Regions from separate parts of the Homo sapiens genome. Here region 1 is linked to region 2. The links are chromatin loops, found by intact Hi-C in ENCODE. Cell type or tissue: Caco-2. All regions are shown on one strand. Region 1 overlaps GABRB1 (gamma-aminobutyric acid type A receptor subunit beta1). Region 2 overlaps GABRB1 (gamma-aminobutyric acid type A receptor subunit beta1).

Region 1 (2,500 bases), 73 kb after region 2:
GACATTTATGCAGCCAACAGACACATGAAAAAATGCTCATCATCACTGGCCATCAGAGAAATGCAAATCAAAACCACAATGAGACACCATCTCACACCAGTTAGAATGGCGATCATTAAAAAGTCAGGAAACAACAGGTGCTGGAGAGGATGTGGAGAAATAGGAACACTTTTACACTGTTGGTGGGAGTGTAAACTAGTTCAACCCTTGTGGAAGTCAGTGTGGCGATTCTTCAGGGATCTGGAACTAAAAATACCATTTGACACAGCCTTCCCATTACTGGGTATATACCCAAGGGACTATAAATCATGCTGCTATAAAGACACATGCACACATATGTTTATTGCAGCACTATTCACAATAGCAAAGACTTGGAACCAACCCAAATTCCAACAATGATAGACTGGATTAAGAAAATGTGGCACATATGCACCATGGAATACTATGCAGCCATAAAAAATGATGAGTTCATGTCCTTTGTAGGGACATGGATGAAGCTGGAAACCATCATTCTCAGCAAACTATTGCAAGGACAAAAAACCAAACACCGCATGTTCTCACTCATAGGTGGGAATTGAACAGTGAGAACACATAGACACAGGAAGGGGAACATCACACACTGGGGACTGTTGTGGGGTGGGGGGAGGGGGGAGGGATAGCTTTAGGAGAAATACCTAATGCTAAATGATGAGTTAATGGGTGCAGCACACTAGCAGGGCACATGTATACATATGTAACTAACCTGCACATTGTGCACATGTACCCTAAAACTTAAAGTATAATAATAATAAATAAATAAATAAATAAATAAATAATGGAAAAGAGCTTAACATTAACAAGAATTAAAATTTTAAGGCAAAATTAAATATTGCATGAAATATAGATAGATTTAGTGGATGCAAGGAGGATTACCTTGAACTCTTAAAATAACCCATCGGATAGCCACCTTTTCTGTAACACACAAGCAGTAAATATGACTAGGGGAGAAGTAAGAAGTCACCGGGAAGAAGAGAAAAACAACAGTCTCATGGAAAGTGCAGAGACCAAGTGATGCATGTTTGACTCCAGGACTTCACTGTGAAGGCTTCCTAAATATCAAACCACTAAATCATTTCTAAAATACTGGGATTTTTAGAGAATGCTGGTTAAACACAGAGGAGTGAATACATGAGTCAATCTCTGCCCACTCTTTAAACACCAAAATGATAGAGGAGAAATAAAAACAAAGTAAACCCTCAATGACAAAACAAACAAAAAGAACTAGAGGGAAACAACAGCAGGGAGGGAATATCAATAAATACTTTGTAGGTTAGAAGTCTATAAATGAAAGGACACTGAGTTTGCTGAGAAGGAAAAGCTAAATTCTTATGTATCTATACAAATAGATAGTGGTAAAGCAAATGATAACATTCCTTAGAACTGAAGATAAGCTTGAGAATGGAAACAAAATGTTCTATTAAACATCAGTGTTCACACTTGTAATCCCAGCACTTTGGGAGGCCAAGGCCAGTGGATTATTTGAGCCCAGGAATTCAAAACATGACGAAAGTTCACTTCTACAAAAAAAATAAAAAAAAAAAAATCAGCCAGGTGTAGTGATACACACCTGTAGTCCCAGCTACTCAGGAGGCAGAGCTGGGAGGATCACTTGAGCCCAGAAGAGGGAGGCTGTAGTGAGCCGAGTTCACCCCACTTCGCTCCAGCCTGGGCAAAAGTGCAAGACTCTATCTCAAAAACAAAAGAAACAAACAAAAAAACAAGCAAATCAAGGTAGAGCTTGGAGCTGAAAACAGAGTAGATAGAAAGACTTCATAGGAAAGACTTAAACCCGTATTTTTTCCTACAATGTTTGCAACCCAGCAACTATCCTTCCCCCACCCCGCCAAGCATTCAAAGGCTAGAAGAGTTTTATATGCTGAAAAAATAAACCAGAGAATTTGGACTCATGGCCCTATGTTATGGGGCAATGGTGAAGCACCAAAGAGAAAGCAAGGAATTAAATGTAAGCCTACATAGTCTCATACTGGAACATCCAGTATCCATTAACATCCCTCTGTTCACAGACCACTGGCATCCCAGGGGCACCCCAGGGTATGCCTACTCTTTGGGGATTTGTCTTTAAAGAAACTGAAACGCTTCACAGTTAATAGCATATAACTCAAAGGTCAAGTCTCAAATGCAAACCATGAGATGAAAACCTCTGCCTTGCTTTTTTCTCTTTTAGAAAAATAATTTGTTATTGAGGTATAATTTCCATTTAATAAGTGATACATTTAAAGTGTAGAATTACATGAATTTTCACAAATACACTGTATACACCTGGGGGAATTACCAACACAATCAAGATACAGAACTTTTCCATCACCCCCAAAGTTTCCTTTTACGCTTCTGCAATCAATCTTTCTCTTTGCCCAGGACCTTCAAGCAACCACTGATCTGCTTTTTGTCACTATAAATGAGTTTGCATTTTCTAGAATTTTATATACAGGGAATCATGCAC
Region 2 (2,500 bases):
GTAAGAAACATGATAGGATATAAGATGATATATAGAATATGAGATGATAGAATATAAGAAACTATCCAATAACCTCTATAAATGAAGAGACTCAATTCTAAGTAGAATTCTAAGTAGAATTGTGTCTCTGCATTTATGGAGGGTATCGGATAGTTTCTTATATTCTATCCTTATTGAGGGCAGGATTGAGTCCCTGCATTTATGGATCTGCCATGCTGTATTTTTAATAGTTGATTCGCATTCCTAAACAGAGGTTTTGTTGAAGAGCTAAACATTTTTATCGACATGTTCAGAGTCTGCCTTTACTGCCACATTGGAATATTAATTCTTCAAGGTAGAGTACCTGTTTTTATTCACCTTTCTTTCCCCAGAAACTAACAGAGTTCCTAAAACTGTGGGTATTCAATACTTTGTGGATTGAATCAGACTATTATGTTTTTTTGTTTGTGTTTTAATGCAGTGAGCTCCCAGGCTCTGTTGTACAACATACTATTATGCAAAGATGGAGACATCTTTGAAGGCTCTCACTAGTGTCCAGTGGCCCATCTTTTTATGATGTGGCTCTGCTGGCATTCATGATTCCAGAAAGATTTGGAAACTGCAGAGAAACAATTTCAAGCAATCTTGGTCTTGTTCTCATTCTCTAGCAGGTTAAAAACCAGAATAATTTAATTAGAAGGAACTTTGAATTCCTATTTTATCTGACTCCCTTAATCTTCTAGCTTTACCAGGTTTGGTGAATAGAACAATGTGAACATACCTGACAAGGTTTCCCTGAAAATGCAGCTAAAGCCATCATTAGGAAAATGAATTAAGAAAATAATTGTTATGTGTCATAAGATGTGTATCCCAGCAGGTTACTCAACAGTGGAGATAATAAGTACTGCCACCTGTTCTCTGCTAACCATACCCAACTCTATCTAAAGTCATTAAATTGTTGGTTAATTTGTAATTGGTTTGGTGAACAAGAGAAGCTTCACTATCATGTATTGTGCACATACTGGAAACCACTGTAAACTATGTGCTAACGGCTTTATGCACATTATTTTATTGATCCTTCCAACAAACCTGATCATTGTCAGCACCTACACATATCCTTTATCTGTGCTTTTGAAAGCCATCACAATCATTTTCAAAGGCTTTTAAATCCCTGACTTCAAAGCATAGTAAATATATGCTTTTGGTAACAAAAGCAAAGGGATATAGATTAAAATTCTAAGAGGTTGAGTTGGGCAAGGCCACATAGGTAATAAGAAGGAGGACCAGGCTTTAAACCTCAGCCAATTTGACTCCAAGCCCTCCTGGTTCTAAAATTTTAATGTATATTTGAATCACCTGGTGATCTTGTGAAAACATATATTTTGATTCAGTAGATTTGGGTGGGGCCTGAGATCGTAGGGAGCACAGTTGAGTATTCAGGCTTTCAACCAGCACACTGAACTGTGAGCATGGAAAACTTAGTCTATGCCAATGACTGTGGCAGATGTTTTACTGTTAGGTCTGCAACTGCTGGAGCCAGATCTAACTTGTACATGTAATTTTTCCTCATACTCACATTGCACATTTTATTTCTTGAATTGTCAAATTTTTAAAAATCAGGTCTTTTCGGGTCATTAAGCTCCCAGCAAAGCATTTATGGTCTATTTATTCTTTCTCTTGCCTGGAAAGAATATACCTACACAGAAGACAATAACTAAAGAAAAGATGATCAGCAGATCAGAGAATCAGCAGAGTATTGAGTCACTAAACCAATGTTAAGTTTTAACAAGGCCAAGGAAGACAAATGTCTCCCTAAGTTTTCTTCTTGCAGTTATTGCAACATGTGTAACTCCTTTGTGCCTCAAGATCCTTTTTTTCTGTTCCTTTTCAGGGATGCAGTTTTCAAAAATCACATGGCAGTTTATTTCTTATTTTTCAGTTTTCAGCTCAAATACAATCCCCTCAGAAATGACCATCTTACCTAAGATAGATCTCCAACATTTACTTCACCCCCTAACTGTTCCAAAACTCCATAAATGAACAGACTCAATTCTACCTTATTCACCAATTTCAGTCACTTCCAGTGACTAGTGAAATACATGGATTATGGTACAGAGATTACAAATATTTATTAAAGGTATACATGAAAGCTGAGTAGAATGAGACTAAGAAAATGTCTGTGGGTTTGTTCATTAATAAATTGTTAGTGCCCTTAGATAACAGTGTTTTCACTCAGATGATGGAAATGAAAGAAAACTTTGAAAGAAATTAATTTAGTCTACCTTTCCAGAATATTCATCAGCACAGGAAAAAAAAATTAGGAAAGAACTAGGAAGCAGGAAGTGACTGGCTTAGTTTCAGGGTCTTATATATTTTAGCATTTCTGTGTAGAAGAGAGGAAGGGACCAGCAACATTAGCTAAACTGAAAATACAACAGATGAAAAAAAATTAAATCAAATTAGTAGAAAAACTAAACTCTTGTAATTGGAAAACCCAAACAAACAATGCAAAATTATCTCC

What was found. A loop is a pair of places that touch in the nucleus more often than their neighbours do. Peaks named below come from ENCODE experiments on the same cell type or tissue, not always from the same donor. Only the 100,000 strongest peaks of a DNase experiment are listed, where the experiment ranks them.
Region 1: it touches region 2 in a loop (11-fold over the local background); 1 of 110 quality-filtered maps calls a loop at or near these places.

Annotation. Positions count from the first base shown.
Region 1 is chr4:47,262,411-47,264,910 of GRCh38, forward strand. All of the region lies in intron 4 of GABRB1 (gamma-aminobutyric acid type A receptor subunit beta1), which reads left to right. Among named protein-coding and RNA genes, the nearest start is that of COMMD8, 200 kb to the right of the region's middle. In Caco-2, no CTCF peak of the experiment used is centred here; a DNase peak (open chromatin) is centred at 1,521.
Region 2 is chr4:47,189,415-47,191,914 of GRCh38, forward strand. All of the region lies in intron 4 of GABRB1 (gamma-aminobutyric acid type A receptor subunit beta1), which reads left to right. Among named protein-coding and RNA genes, the nearest start is that of GABRB1, 160 kb to the left of the region's middle. In Caco-2, no CTCF peak of the experiment used is centred here; no DNase peak of the experiment used is centred here.